2 separate regions of the Homo sapiens genome follow, and region 1 is linked to region 2. The links are chromatin loops, found by intact Hi-C in ENCODE. Cell type or tissue: K562. All regions are shown on one strand. Each heading gives the region's core, and the rest is flanking DNA. Links, peaks and the distances in the headings are about the cores only.

Region 1 (8,331 bases), core at 201-8,200, 50 kb before region 2:
CTAAGGTAGAGCTGTGCTAAAATCCTATGGGAACACTGGCAGGAGGTGGAAAGTAAGGGAAGGTTCCAGGAGAGAAAGTCTCAGCGGAAGGAGGATCAGGTGTTTTCTGGCAAAGAACTGAGGGAGGAGGGGAGCATTGCTGGTGGTAGAAACATGAGACCCACATGCATGTAGAGTGACATGTGTGGGAACATCAAGCATATTGGTATCACTAAGGCAGTGGTTGTCAATGAGGGTGATTTGCCACCCCACTCGCGACATCCCATTAAGGACATTTGACAATGTCTGAGTGTTATCCAACAGAACTGAGGTCCACTTGCCCAGCACAGTTAAGACCAAACATCCACATCTATGTTTTCAGCAAGAGAAATAATGGCATTTATTTGCAGGGCACCAAGCAAGGAGAATTGAGCAGCTCACACTTAAGACCCAGCCTCCCCAATGGCTGGCAGGTAAGGGTTTTCAAAGGCATGGGTAAATTTCATGAAAGCAGAAGTTACAGGCAAAATCCTAAATCAATACATAGAGGTTACACAGTGGGTTGGCTTGAAAAGGTGGGATATCTGGAAGCAGGGCCTTAGAGGTCACAGGTGGGTTTAAAGATTTTCTGATTTGCAATTGGTTAAGGAAGATAAGCTTTGTTTAAAAAAAGAAGTAGAGAATGTTGCCTATTTCATGGGCATAACTTCCTTCAGGCCCCTCAGGAAGAACTTTAGAACAAAGACCAGCAAAAGCGGTAAGAGTTCAGTCCTCAGTTCCCCCTTATCTGAGGTCTATGTGCCAGTAGATCCATCTGGTAGGGGTCTGGGTTTCTGAAGAACCACTCAGGGACATGTGTTAAAGTGTTACCTTTAGTTTCTATAGGGAACCAAACACCTCATGGCTCTAACGTCCTTGGCTATTGTTTAAGCTACCATTTCCTTTTAGGTTATGCACTTGCTCACTTTCTTCTCAGAGCCAGCTCGGTGCCTCGAATTTCCCTTGAAGGAACTTAAGATTTCCCTTTATTTCCATGTTTAGGGTACATTCAGCAACCTGAGAGGGGTCCCTGCTCCATCTCACGAGGATAGCTTTGGTTGTCTTATCTCGGGTGGGAGTGGAGTTGCTTATGGGTATCTAGTAGGTAGAAGCCAGGTCTGCTGCGAAATATCCTTCAATGCACAAAAAGCCCCTGACAACAAAGAATTTTCTGGTCCAAAATATCGATAGTGTTGAGAAAGCCCACATCAGAGGATCAAGTGTGGATAGGGAGTTGTTGCCTGAATTGAGAAACCAATATTCCTGTAGCTTTGGGGCTGCTGCCATCAGACCCTCTCTTCCCTAAAGCAATGATACCAGCTCTGCACCTCATCAGCAGGAGGAAAGAATGAGAGTGGTTTGTCTCTGTACAGTGAAAACATAGGTTAGTTATTGAAGCTAACTTGACTTCTGCACTCATGTATCAGTTGTGATTATAGAAGAAGGCTCGGCTGCACCCAGCCTGCTATGGTCTGGATATTTGTGTCCACCATCCCCGAAATTTATATGTTGAAACCTAATCCCTGTTGACAAAAAGAGTCAAACTCTGTAAAATATTTTAAGAGATTTATTCTGAGCCAAATATGAGTGACCTTGGCCCCTGACACAGCCCTCAAGAGGTCCTCAGAACATGTGCCCAAGGTGATGGGGGTACAGCTTGGTTTCATATATTTTAGGGAGGCATGAGACATCAATCAAATACATTTAAGAAATACATTGGTTCGGTTCAGAAAGGTGGGACAACTTAAAGTGGGGGCTTCCAGGCTACAGGTAAATTTAAATACTTTCTGGCAGATAATTGGCTGAGTTTGTCTGAAGACCTGAGATCAATGGAAAGGGATGTTCAGGTTAAGGTAAAGGGTTGTGCATACCAAGTTTTATTGTGCAGAGGAAGCTCTCCGATAGCAGACTTCAGAGACAGCAGGTTGTAAATTGTTTCTTATCAGACTTAAAAGGGTCCCTGGATCATAGTTGATTATCTCCTGGATCTGGGAAGGAAGGAAGGAAAACAGAGGGGCAAAGGTATTCTCTGTAGAATGTGGCTTTTTCCCACAAGAGACTTTGCAGGGCAATTTCAAGGTATGGCAAGGAAATATATTTTGGGGTAAAACATTTCAAATTTTCTTCCTTGTTATGCCAGAGTCAGATTGGAAAGTAAGTCATGATACACAGGGTTAAATAAACCCATCTGATGAGAATTTATGATTTGTAGGGCATGACTCCCCACACCCCTTAGGAATTTGGGCAAGATAAAAAAAATCAGAGCTTAGTCCTCATCCCCAGTGTGATAGTTTTAGGAAGTAGGGCCTTTGGGAGGTGAATGGGATTAGTGCCCTTATAAAAGAGTACTGAGAGAGACTCCTCACCCCTTCTACCACGTGAGGACACAGCAAGAAGGAACATCGATGAACCAGGAAGCAGGCCCTCACCAGACACTGAATCTGCTGGCACCTTGGCCTTGGGCTTTTCCAGCCTCCATATCTGTGAGAAAAAAAGCTCTGTGGTCTATAAGTCACCCAGTCTGGTATTTTTTTAAAGCACCCCAAGCAAACTAAGACATGGCTCCACCTGAAAGTAACCTGTGGATGACTTGTGTGAACCCCAAACATTTGAGACAGGTCTTAGCTAATTTAGAAAGTTTATTTTTGCCAAGGTTGAGTACGCGTGCCCCTGAGACAGCCTCAGGAAGTCCTGACAACAAGTGCCCAAGGTGGTTGGGGCACACCTTTGGTTTTATACATTTTAGGGAAACATGAGACATCAATCAATATATGTAAGAAGTACATTGATTCCACCCAGAAAGACGGGGACAACTTGAAGCAAGGAGGGGTCTTCCTGGTCACAGGTATGTGAGAGACAAATGGTTGCATTCTTTTGAGTTTCTCATAAGCCTTTCCAAAGGAGGCAATCAGAATATGCATCTATGTTAGAAATACCAAAATTGTTAGAAATAGATAATCGGTGCCATGAAGAAAAGTCAGCACGTAGACATAAGATCTCTCAGCAAGGCAATCTTTACTTTCTGCAGAAAGGGTGCTCAATCACAGATGGAACAATGGTGAGAATATACCTGAACAAAGGAAAAGCAGACATATTTATCCCTTACTCATTTGGGTCATCCTTACTGCTGTGTCCTGCATCCATTTGCTGGAGAAGGACCTCACTGATATCCGATTTGCTAATAACCTGAAACTTTCCTAAATAGGTAAGTGCAGGGAAGGACAAAGAAGGAGAGGAAGTTGCTTATGAAAGGTTTAAGGAAGCAATAACATTTCCAAATAAGGAAGGGGCATAAGCTATGAGCTAAGATTTGCCTGGGCCTGTCCAGACATGCCTGAGTAAGCCAAAGCAACTAACTGGGCTAAAGTGTAAGAACTAATAGTTGATAGGAGGGTTTAGAGTAAGGAACTATTATTCCTAGTGTCTATTATTTTATTTTTAAACAAGACAAGCTTTGAAGAGGAAGTTTTCTACTTTCTACAATCTCAGTGAGCGGAGGGATTACTTTGAACAGAATGGGAGGCAGATTTGCCCTGAGCAGTTCCCAGCTTGAATTTTCCCTTTAGCTTAGTGATTTCGGGAACCCAAGATATTTTCCTTTCACATTTGCATACCCATCTTCGGGAGTAGCAGGTAACCCAGGTTATTCACGGGATTTGGTTTGCCTGGTTAGCCCACAGTGGGACACAGGAAGGAGAATTCAGAGCTGTTACCAAGTGCTACCTGAGATCACACACAGTTACTAAGGTCTGGAGAATTCTCTCCCCAAAGCTCCAGATGTAACTGTGACTCTACAGTGACTTCCTGACTCTAGGGACATCAGAACAAGTTCCTTAAGAGAGCTTTCAGGAAATAGCCTGGGAACTCTGTAAGCAGGGTCAAGAATCCATACAGTCACAGGGGCAGCATCTTGCTGAGGGGTTTGCAGAGGGTTACCACAGGAAAGAGAAACCACCCATAGCAGAGGGGCAGCAGGAACAACCGCCACCAAGTGGGTCACTAGCCATGGGAGCCTCTGAGTCCTGCTGACAGCCAGTGGCTGGAACAGCAACCGAGACCTGCACAGGAGCCAGGGCTTCCAAAGCTTATGATGAAAACTCCCACTGACATGGTCAGAGAGAGGGTCTAGTTCCAGGAACTTATTTATCAGAGTGCTCTCTCCCCATCTTGGCATGTGTTACTGGATATTGTGATTTTTTTTTTTTTCGAGGCAGAGTCTTGCTGTGTTGCCCAGGCTGGAGTGTAGTGGTGCGATCTTGCTGCAACCTCTGCCTCCTGGGTTCAAGTTATTCTCATGCCTCAGCCTCCAAGTAGCTGGGACTACAGGCATGCGCCACCACCCCCACTAATTTTTTGTATTTTCAGCAGAGACAGGGTTTCACCATGTGGGGCAGGCTGGCAAAACTTGGTCTCAAGTGATCTGCCCACCTTGGCCTTTGAAAGTGCTGGGATTACAAGTGTGACCAACCACACTCAGTAGATATTGTGATTTTTAATAAGAAATATATATTTGGTCTTCATCCAAGCACAAGTGCTAGGAAACTAGGAGGTTTCCTAGCACACACCTCCTAAAACCCTTAGAGTAGCAGAAGTGATTTGTCCTTTTGTATACTAATGGGTTGACTGTTGGCTGGGGGCCCCTGGATAGCCTCAGAATGGGGACTGGTTGCCAGTGGAACCAACCTTGTGATTGGAGGATTGGGATATTCAACTCTTCCCCCTGACCTCCAGGGAGGGGGAGGGCTGAAGGCTGAGGTGATCATCAATGTCCAATGATATAATCAATTGTGCCTACACAAAGAAGACTCCATAAAAACCCAAAAGGCTGAGGCTCAGGAAGCTTCTGGATTGCTGAACACATGGAGGAACTGGGAGGGTGGCGTGCCCCTAGAGGGAAGCTCTGCACCCCTTCCTTTATACCTTGCCCTATCTGTCTTTTCTTCAAGCTGTACCTGAGTTGTATCCTTTTATAATGAATGGGTAAAATTAAGTCAAGTATTTCCGTGAGGTCTGGGAGCAATCCTACCTCATAATCAACCAAGAGGAGGGGGGCGTGGAAACCTCCAATTTACAGCCACTTGGTCAGAAGCACAGGTCACAGCCTGGGATTTATGACTGGCTTCCGAATGGGGGCAGTCTTGCAGTCTTGTGGGACTGAATCTTTAACCCTGTGAGATCTGACTCTAACTTCAGGTGGATGGTGTCAGGATTGAATTGAATTAGAGGACACCCAACTGGTATCAAAGATCTGGTTGCATGAGAAAAAATAACCCACACACATTTTGTTGACCAGAGGGGAAGTATTCTGTGTTGAGTGTGAATGTAGAAGGGAAAACTGTTCTTTTCTTCCTATTATACAGTCATCCTTAACATCTTTGTAGAAAGCATCATTGATTTTCAACATATCCATCACTGAAAGGAAAAGCCAGCTCCCCACCAGCAAACCTCACCAGGAAAAGGTCCAAACAGCCTGAGAGGGAACTTAATTCACTGTAACTAGTACTCAGATCCTGGGGGGAGGCTATGGCCTGGGGGAGGATGATATACAGGTATACCTCAGCTGCTGGTCACAACAAAAACAAACCCTGAATACTACACCCAAACATGCTAAGCTGACTGTGGGAAATCGGCTGAGATAAGGCAAACAGAACACAATAAGACCATTTATCCTGAAACAAACTGGCCCTTCAGTTTCCAAGAGACACCCATAACTCAGCCCTCCAGGAAGAACTTGCACGTCAGTTGCCTCGTTCTCTGGGCACAGAACACCATTAACTTTAAAAATACACCAACGGTTGTACGAGAGACAAGTCATCAAGCATGGTGCTGGGAACAGGGCGGTTTGGGCTCCATTTAAGGAAAAGCACTGGGCACTTGCAGGCCACAGACTTCTGCAACGGAATCTTTTGAAAAAGCTTCTCCTTCCGTCTGGTGATCCCGTCAGCAGCAGGCCTGTCCCCTAGGTCAGGTAGCCTGGAATTTCAATCCCCCAGGTGCCAGCACTTCTGCTTCTCAACTTGCGGTCCCTTTACTAAAGTCAAAGGAGGATGGAGGCTGTGCCTCTACTTCTGGACCCTACTTTTATAAATATCCTGCAATGTAATTATTTTTATGACCAAATTTTCTTTTGACTGTTAGGCCTCCTCTGGGACCATGTAATTACCCAGCCCTATTTGCAAGTTTAAGTGCATGGCTCTGCGGTCATCTGAACACAGGAAAAGGCTTTGCCGTGCATCTGTACGCATATTGCCTTCATAGCCAAGTTATTCCTAAATCGTTCACCAGTTTAAAGATGTGTCCCATAAAAACCTTCTTCTGGGCTCCATCCAAGGCGGTGGAGCCAGCATGGCCCTGGACGGATATTTCAGGGAGGCTGAGAGCGACCGCAAGGAAGCATTGTGCCTAATCGTGGCACTCGTCCGGATATCGTAGGAAAATTATGACCGAAAATACCTCCTGAAGACAGAATGACCACACGGCCTGCGGCAGACTGGCGGTGTCAAGGTGTTCAGCTTTTTCCAAGAATGGCACAGAGAAGAAGACCACAGAAGAGCTAAGCTTCTTGGAAAATGGGTGTGTCATGCTAGGGAAAGCACTGGCAGCGCAGGAAATAAAGAAAGCTCCCCACGTAAGCCATCTAGCACAAGGGAATGTATGGCAGAGAGTCAACAGCCACGTCTTGGCAGTGGAGGATCTAGGTTCAAAAGGCAGCTCTGCACCTTTCTAGAAATATGACCTTAAACAATTTGGTTAACTACTCCGATTGCCAGGTTCCCCATCTATAGTACTGAAAATCATTCTATCCATAGGTTGTGTAAGGATCAAAGAAGATAACAGACATAAAATATTTAGCATTGCACCTGATAAATAGTAAATATTTCACAAATGAGAGTATTGAGAGTATTATTACCCTCAATGGTAATTATTATTATTATTAAGAGTATTATCATTTTCTCATTATTAACTCCTTATAGCTGCATAGTGTTTTAGAATTTGCAACAGGCTGCTCTATTCATTCCTTTTTTTGTCTGAGAAAAATCTGACTAGGTAATGTATTAATTCATATAATTAAAAATAAAAATGATATACAAGTACATGATGAAAGCCTAGCTCCCACCCCGTCTCTATCCACCTTCTCCCCTCCTCCACAGCTGCCCTTGAAGGTAACACTTTCCTTAGGTCCTACATATGCACCAGTGTTTCTTTCTACAAATACATATATTCAGCTTCCCCCCATTTTTTACACAAAAGTAGCATTCTATTCACACTATTCTGCTATTTGCTATTTTTACTTTATATTAATAAATCTTACTATGGAGAGATCCTACTTTCCATATTAGTATATAGGAAGCTTGCTGGATCTCTTTCTCTCATACACACACACACACACACACACACACACACACACACACACAGAGAGAGAGAGAGAGAGAGAGAGAGAGAGCTACATTGTATTCCTTTGCATAGCTCTATCACAGTTTATTTAACCAGCTCCCTCTGAACGGACACCTGGGCTGTTTCCAATTCCAGTCGTGTATTGCTCTTGACACTGCCACAGTGAGGCCCCTTGTTCATCGTCATCTTGTACAAGTGCAGGCACATCCTTAGAATGAATCCCCAGCAGTGAGATCATTGGTCAAAGGGCACAAGCATCTGTGACTGTGGCTGGTTATTGCTGAGGGCTCCCCATTGGGATTGTGCCATTTTGCACCTCCCCAAGCAATGTACAAGAGGGAGCAATCCTTTTAACTCTTTTCATTGTTTCTTCTGCTAGCTGCCCCCATGTCTCCAAATGTTATGCTCAGCCAGTTTCTTTTCTTCTCTTTTTTTTTTACCATCTTAACCTTATTTAAGCACACAATTCAATGGCAGTAAGTGCATAATGTTTAAGTGTCACCAAAGCATTTATCCCAAACTGAAACTATGTGCCCATTAACAAGAACCCCCCATTCCCTCATCCATTCTTGTTTATGCTGGCACTTGCCCATATAGCATAGTTGGAGGGAAATAAACCTTCCTGACAAATCCCCCAAAACACTCCCACTTGCTCTCTGAACCATCGTACTCGTTTAATAATAGAGGAACAAAGGCTTTCATTGTATGATAAGAGATTAGCCTTGTAGAAAAAAATTCTCCTGGAAGAAGAAATCAAAATCTTTAAATTTCACATAAACTTGTGAATGGCTCCTTTCTATATGCAGCTCTCTGTGTGGGTCAGGTAGAGGATGCTGGAAAGGGCAGTGGGGATGGTATATCCCATGGTATGTGGGGTCAGGGGACTCAGAAAAAGAATGCTATATTTTATCTACTTCT
Region 2 (8,331 bases), core at 127-8,126:
AAAAAGAACAAAACTGGAGGAATCACATTATCTGACTTCAAATTTTACTACAGAGCTATAGTAACCAAAACGGCATGGTACTGGCATCAAAACAGACACATAAACCAGTGGAACAGAATAGAGAACCCAGAAATAAATTCACATATCTACAGTGAACTCATTTTTGACAAAAGTGCCAAGAATATACATTGGGGAAAGGGCAGTCTCTTCAATAAATAGTGCTGGGAAAGGTGGATATCCATGTGCAGAAGAATGAAACTAGACCTCTAAGTCTCATCATATACAAAAGCAAATCAAAATGGATTAAAGACTTAAATCTATGACCTCAAACTATGAAACTACTAAAGGAAAACATTGGGGAAACTCTCCTGGACATTGTAATGGACAAAGATTTCTTGAGCAATACCCCACAAGCACAGGCAACCAAAGCGAAAATGGACAAATGGGATCACATCAAGTTAAAAAGATTCTGAGAAGGAAAGGAAACAATAAAGAAAGTGAAGAGACAACCCACAAAATGGGAGAAAATATTTTCAAACTACCCATCTGATAAGAGATTAGTAACCAGAATATATAAGGAGCTCAAACAACTTTATAGGAAAAAATAAAATAAAATAATCCAATTTGAAAATGGGCAAAAGATCTGAATAGACATTTTTCAAAAGAAGACATACAAATGGCAAACAGGCATATGAAAAGGTGCTCAACATCACTGATCATCAGAGAAATGCAAATGAAAACTATAATGAAATATCATCTCACACTAGTTAAAATGGCTTTTATCCAAAAGACAGGCAATAACAAATGCTGGCGAGGATGTGGAGAAAAGAGAACCCTTGTCCACTGTTGGTAGGAATATAAATTAGTACAACCACTATGGAGAACAGTCTGGAGGTTTCTCAAAAAACTAAAAATAGAGCTACCATATGATCCAGCAATCCCACTCCTAGGTATTTACCCAAAAGAAAGGATATCAGTATATCAAAGATCAGTATATCTGCACTCTCATGTTTACTGCAGCACTGTTTACAATAGTGAAAATTTGGAAATAGTCAAAATTCATCTGTTGTTCATCAACAGATGAATGGATAAAGAAAATGTACAGATACACAATGGAGTACCATTCAGCTACAAAAAAAGAATGAGATCCTATAATTTGCAACAACATGGATGGAACTGAAGGTCGTTATGTTAAGTGAAATAAGCCAGGCACAGAAAGACAAACATATGTTCTCACTTATGTGTGGGAGCTAAAAATTAAAACAATGAAACTCATGGACACAGAGAGTGGAAGGATAGTTACCAGAAGCTGGGAAAGGTAGTGGGGGAGTGAGGGGAAGTGGGGATGGTTAATAGACCCAAAAATATTATTAGAATGAATAAGACATAGTATTTGCTAGCACAATATGGTGGCTATAGTCAAAAATAATTTAATACATTTAAAAATAACTAAAAGATTATAATTGGATTGTAACACAAAAGATAAATGCTTGAGGTAATAAATACCCCATTCTCCATGCTGTGATTAGTATTCAGTTCATGCCTGTATCAAAATATCTCATGCAGCCCGTAAATATATAGACTTGCTATATACCAACAAAAATCAACAATCAAAAATTCATTAAAAAATAAATAAAAAGGAAGTGATTATAATGATGCTACCTCACAGAAATCTTAAATGAAATAATGCTCATAAAGTACTTAATACAGGGCCTGGCACACAATACATCGTATTCGTCCATTTTCACACTGCTATAAAGAAATACTGGAGACTGAGTAATTTATAAAGGAAAGAGGCTTAACTGACTCACAGTTCCACGTGGCTAGGGAGGCCTCAGGAAACTTACAATCATGGTGCAAGGCAAAGGGGAAGCAAGGTCCTTCACATGGCGGCAGGAGAGAGAAGAGTGAGGATTAGGGGGAAGAGTCCCTTATAAAACCATCAGATCTCATGAGAACTCACTCTATCACTACAACAGCATGGGGGAAACCGCCCCCATGATCCAATCAGCTCCCACCAGGTATCCCCCTAGGGATTATGGGGATTACAATTCAAGAAGACATTTGGGTAGGGACACAGCCAAACCATATTATACATGTTCATTAAACGGTGGCTCTTATTTTTGTCTTGGGTCAGAGAGAATGGAGGCAGATGGAAAATATTGCAAAGAGAAGAAAAGTATAAATTGTGGGGGCAATGGGGATGGCACTGGCATTTTTTTGAACTTTAATAATAACATTGCAAACCCAGTAAATGGTTACCAGACCTAAGTTTGAACAGGCAAGGTGTTTAATACAGCTTGTTGATTGGATTTACGGGTCCTTCCGGGCCTTTCATGGAGCTTGGGCCTGCTTTCTACCTTTATTGCTTCTGATGCCTAAGGCTAACTCCCCAGGGCAGCTTGACTCCCAACAGGGAAGTCTCATTTACCAAAAAGTCTCAGTGATTCTGTTTTCCCTGTCTTTTTTGCTTTTATTATTGTTTTTATTTTTTTAGAGACAAGATCTCGTTCTGTTGCCCAAGCCGGAGTACAGTGGTATGATCATAGCTCGCTGCAACCTTAAACTCCTGGGCTCAAAGGATCCTCCTGTCTCAGCCTCCTGAGTAGCTGAGAGTACAGGCACACACCACCACATCTGGCTAATTTTTAAATTTTCTGTAGAAATATGAGTCTCATGATGTTGCCCAGGCTGGTCTCTGACTCCTAGGTTCAAGCGATCCTCCCACCTTGGTCTCCCAAAGTGCTGGGATGACAAAGCCTCCATGCCCCACTGTCATGATGATTCCGAATCACCTCCAGCAAGGGACACCCTCTTCTTAGGGCTGAGAATAACTGCCAATGAGGAACCATGGATTTGGAGGCCCTTCAAGGGTCAGATCTTGGTTCCACCAGGTTCCCATCCTCACCTGTCATCAATAACCAGCACCTTGGTCTCCTTGTCCCCTGCCTTCAGCATCCCTGGCAGATTCCTGATGGTGACACTCCCAAGGCCACTTCACAGGATGGACCCTCATGGGTCATCTGGGCCAAACGCCTCCATGATAAAGCATAAGCACCAGAGAGGAGGTGGACTTGTCTAGGTTACACAGGAGGCCTGGGGTTGCTATTGGGCTCACCCAGGTCTAGGGAGCCCAGGACAGCAGTCATCACCACCCCACTCTCAGTAACACTGTGCTCTTCAGTATGTAGACAGCTCACATCTATGCCCCATGCATGATTTACAAATGTAAAGACCATGCACAGGAGCTGGCTTAGCAAAAATTGATAAGCAGCAGCCCTGGTTATCATTACTGTCACTGTCCTTGTATCTCATAGCTTCATACTACACCCAAGTCACCATAGGCATGGGCATCTTTGTTTTATAGTAGGAAACCAAGGTTCACACCTTAGCCTGCAGGACTTTGTAAAAACCCTGCTGTGGGTAAAGAGCCCAAAATGGCCAGCCCCTCAGCCTTTTGCTCCCAACCCCCAAGCCCTTTCTCCTCCAGGGCACTGCCTCCCACCCTCGTCTGGTCAGGGGAGGCCACCAGAGGAGGAGTACTGGCCTGGCAGGGAACACTGGCAGTCTCGGCCCTTCACCAAACAGCAGGGGAAAGGCAGCAAGCCCCGCCCCGGTGGCCCCAAGATATGGGTGCCAGGAACCCGTCATTCAGAGACCACAAATGAAGAAAGCAGGGAGGCCAGCCCAGCCAGGCACAGCTCACCCCACCCTGCTGGGAAAACCCATTGTGTTTCACCGGGCATCCTGGGGTGCTGTTGTGGGCCAAGAATGACACTTGCCTCACGCCATCAAAACCAGAAGGGTATCCTAAGGGGAGTAGGCTCGCCCCGCAGAGCCACACTAGATGGAAGCAAGGCGAGTAGCCAGGGCAGAGCCCACCCCCCGCACCTCCCTCCCCACAGCCTGTGTAGACACACAGGCCGGCAGAGTCACCGGGGCAGCAGGTAGGAAGGGCGGTTCAGGAAGCCAGGTACTTACCACAGGGGAGCATGGTCTCTTCAGCCTCACCCTCAGGTTCTCACCGTGGGCTCCACTGGGCATCCATAGGACCCTGCAGTTGTGGGCAAAACCGGGGAGACCCATACAGACATCGTTTTCCTGGGGAGAAAGAAAATTCGATTTCATCAGAGTCCTAACCCTGTGCATGCCTTGCACAGGGACAGACGGAAATAAGCTTCCTCCCTACCCAGGTCATGGGCCTCTGCACTCAGTGACAAAAATGGGAGAGCACAGAGCCAGCTCCCCACACCCGCTGAAAAAACAAGGAGTCCCTGAGGCCTCATGTTCAATCCCACCCCCACCCCCCTTTTTAAGCCCTGTCAACTCTTTCTCGCCTTCAGTCATCAGCTTAGGTGCCTCTTCCTCCAGGAAGCTCGCCTTCATCTTCCCGGGCTGGTTTAAGGGCACTTTCCGTGCCATGTGCTCAATTCCTTGTGTCCCCACTAAACCTCAGATCCCACAGGAGCAGTGGCGGTGTCTGCCGGGTTCTCGCTCTGTCTTCTGCTCTGCTAAGGTGCCTGGCACACCATGCTCTCGATCCCAGATGAGTGAATGAACTAATGAATGAATGAATAGCAGCACCACATCAGGCTGCTCTCACATAACCCACATGGCTAAGGAGAGGTCTACGTTTTATTTTTTAAGAAGGCAGAGCTCGAGGGGGCCTTGAAGTCACATCGCCGGCTGCTGAGTCTACGAACAGGGAAGCAGCCGCAGTCCCCGAAAGGACCCGTCCCAGCGAGCCAGGGCCTGGTTTTCCTTCCGCAGAAGGCGGAGGGACCGGAGCGGGCGCGGGCACCCCTGGGCTCTGAGGGGCGCGCTCTGAAGGGCGGCGGACTTCAGGGCCATGCTGGCTGTCCCCAGAAAGCAGGAGCCCGAAACCGCGGGGCCAACGAACGCCCACATTCTCTGCTACAACCTCGCCACTCCCCTGCGCCTCTCCCCTTGCCCCCTGCCCCCACAGGTAACGCCCAGAACGAGTGCTTCTCCCGGTGGGGTACTGAGGAGCCTGGGCTGCAGCTGCCGAGCCGCCACAGCCACGCTGAGCCCGGCCTGGCCTGCACACTGGCGCCACCGCCTGGCGGGGAGCGGGACTGACGCGCTCCTCTCCCTCTCCTCCAGCCCAGATCACGGAGGCGCGGAGCTCCATCTCCTGCCCTGGGCGAGGGGAGTGAGGGAGACAAAGACTTTGGGCACAACACCCACCACATAGAACCTATTCTCTAGTTGGGAAACAAGTCAAGGCAAAGGCGCACAGAGTGAAAGTCAGTGTGTGAGCAAACAAAACACCAGCCAGCAGAGGTTAAGCTTCTATGCAAACAGGCCTGCCTGACTCAGGGAGCAGGGGAGACTGAGGCAGATGAGAAGCTCCCGCCGAGGCCACCAGGATGCCCAGGCCTTGGGGCTCCAGGAAACGTGGTCTCCACGCTCAATCTCGGCTCAGCCTTCCCCAGAAGATGCCTCTAGCCGGACAGAGCTGGGTTTTAATCATGCCGCCTTCATAAGCCAGGTGCATGATCTCTGGCTAGTTAACTACAGGTGCATTTCCTTAACCTATTTAAAAAAGGGGTGGGGGGATGGTTAGGAACTCTTGCCTGGTTGTGTTGTTGTTACAATTAAATCATGAATATGGAGCATTTGATGCAGTGCTCAGAATAGAAGCTACTCTTAAAAGCAATCCACTCATAATAGGGAACGAAGGTTCTAGAATGGCTACTTTTTAAAACTATAAATCAGAACAGATTCAATATAAGAACATCACTCTCAATTCTTACTCACTTCCATTCTGGAGTAGCAGAGAAAGAAGCAGAGGGGCCACTGGCTGCAGAGGGAATGGCCCAGAGCTCACAGCCTGTCCTGGTTAAGTGGCAGCCATGGGGAGGCCCTAGAGAAATGTCACCAAGAACTGTGGAGACAGCAAGGAGTAAATGCTAGCACTGATTGTCTGCCAAATGCCATTCAATGAACTACATTCTTTACAAGCATTGACTCATTTACTTCTCACACCACCCCTACAAATAGGTGTCATTATCATCCCCATTATTTTAGAGATGAGAAAGCTGGGACATTCACAGATTGGGGACCCAGACCAAAGTCACACTGCATCTAAGCAGCAAAACTGAAATTGTAGCCAGGTGTTCTGGCTCCAGAGCCTCTGCTCCCAACCACCAGCCAATACCTGCCTCTCTGATCTGGGAGCTATATTCATTCCCACTTCTCAGGCGAGAAAACTGCTGTTCAGAGCGATGAACTCTTGCAAGGTCACACAGATAGTCACTGGCAGAGCTGTGATTTTTAGTCTTGAGCTTTCTCCCTAATTCAACTTGGGATAGAGAAAGTAAAAGCTGGCCAGGCGCGGTGGCTCACGCCTGTAATCCCAGTACTTTGGGAGGCCAAGGCGGGCGGATCACGAGGCCAGGAGATTGAGACCATCCTGGCTAACACGGTGAAACCCCGTCTCTACTAAAAATACAAAAAATTAGCCGGGCGTGGTGGCCGGCGCCTGTAGTCCCAGCTACTCGGGAGGCTGAGGCAGGAGAATGGCGGGAACCCAGGAGGCGGAGCTTGCAGTGAGCCGAGATAGCGCCACTGCAGTCTGGCCTGGGCGAAAGAGCAAGATTCCGTCTCAAAAAAAAAAAAAAAGAAAAGAAAAGAAAGTAAAAGCCAGCCCCTCTCCAGCCGTCAGAATTACAAAAGGTGAACCGGGGACCTGTTGGCAATCACATTTCCGACCGTGTAGCAGAAGCTGGTCTATGGTAAGAGACGATAAAACCACCACACAGAGAGAAGCAAAGATGAGGCTCCGCCAACAGAGTTCAAGTCCCAGTTCCGGCCATTCCTGAAATCCAGCTGCAACCTTCCCTTTCTAAAACTTGGTTGTTCAAATTCAGGGTTTGACTCCAGGTGTCAATAAAGCCCCACTGTGTCCCCAAGTTGTTACAAGTTGGGGAATAGTCAGTTGCAACCAAAATGTGCTCTGCCACAGAAGGTGACATATGGAAACAAGAGGCAGAAACCCAGAAGTCCAGAGGATCTGGAAAAATGAGAGGAAAGAGAAGCCGAGAGCAGCAGAAAGAACAAAGGGTGCAAAGCTATAAAGAGCCTTTTGCCCATCTTGCCAAACCATCAGCTCTCTCACTTGTCCCTGAGCTTGCTGCTTCTGCCCACAGACTGCTTCCCAAACAGCTGTGAAAATATCGTGAACTGGTGCTTTTGAACATTTCCTCTTCCAAATGCATGCAAGTTTCACAGCCCCCTGAGTCCCACACGTAGACAATCACTTATACCAATTCCTCCTTCCGATAAATGTTCATGCCAGCTAAAATAACTCCCCATCCTTCAGATCCCCCCACACCAAGTAGTCTCCCTAAGTGCGTGTTCTTCCTGCCCCCCACTCCCCCGCACCCCTCCAGCAGGGTGCTTCTGGAAAGGCAGATGGCATGAGTGGAGAGCTGACCCCCAGCTCAGTCTTCAGGAAGGCAGGGCTGTTGATGAGTCAGCGGGGTCTGCACTGAAGCATCTGGCCCAAATTACCAGGATGAAGACTTTTTCGGCAAATTGCTCACAGCCCAACAGGCAGCACTCCACGCAGACCACCCCAGCGCTGCTGTTAGTCACGCGTGCATTTTAATTTAGCTACAGAAGAGGAAGGAGCAAAGAGCACAGAATAATCCTCTCCTTAGAGAGGAAAATGGGACCTCGGGAGCTTGCATGGCTTCCCTCAGGTCACTCAGCCAGTCAGAAAAGAAGCGCTCAGCAGGGGCAGGCTCCCTGAGCGTGTCCTAATCCTAGTCCTCGCAGAACTCTGGTCATTCTGGGATCAGCATCTGCAGTGGTCACATTCCTCACCTTCCCCCTGCCTCCCACCACCGTCACTTGACTTTCTCTCAGAGCTCAAACTAGAAGGGATCTGGTTCAGTTCCATCAACCATTCATTCATTCACTCATCCATTCAAAGTGGCGAGGCTGGAAGGGGCCTTAGGGCTCATCTGGCCAAATCCTTCCCATCCGGTGTTCACTGGGCTGTTTGACTCTAAGCCACAAACATTGACTCTAGCTAACTGAAGCAAAAGAAGACTCAGAGTTTATTTAAAGTAAAAGAAGAAGCTCAAAGAATTGGAAAATTTTTTAAAAAGCTGAAGACTTGTGTCCTAATAGGACAGGCTCCAGGGACCTTAAAAGCATGAATTTAATGATCTATAGAGTGCATCTTCTAGCACTTTTCCACTGGTGTCTTCTGAGTGGGCTCGTTCATGAACAAAACGTTTTCCCCTTTCTCTCTCTCCCTTGCCTCACCCATGGCTGCTTCTAGGTGGTGTAGCAGGCAGG

Evidence for each region. A loop is a pair of places that touch in the nucleus more often than their neighbours do. Peaks named below come from ENCODE experiments on the same cell type or tissue, not always from the same donor. Only the 100,000 strongest peaks of a DNase experiment are listed, where the experiment ranks them.
Region 1: it touches region 2 in a loop (2.2-fold over the local background); 4 of 110 quality-filtered maps call a loop at or near these places.

Annotation. Positions count from the first base shown.
Region 1 is chr10:77,656,172-77,664,502 of GRCh38, forward strand. No RefSeq gene overlaps it. Among named protein-coding and RNA genes, the nearest start is that of KCNMA1, 23 kb to the left of the region's middle. RefSeq lists an enhancer at 2,771-3,970. In K562, for the core only: a CTCF peak has its summit at 5,126; no DNase peak of the experiment used is centred there; H3K27me3 peaks cover 1,303 bases.
Region 2 is chr10:77,706,525-77,714,855 of GRCh38, forward strand. LOC105378372 (a long non-coding RNA gene) reads right to left here and starts at 4,164. Exons shown (of 2, transcript XR_001747510.2): 1 at 3,982-4,164. RefSeq lists enhancers at 3,339-3,398, 3,769-3,958 and a silencer at 6,075-6,306. In K562, for the core only: a CTCF peak has its summit at 5,080 (motif pointing left); a DNase peak (open chromatin) is centred at 5,077; H3K27me3 peaks cover 3,297 bases.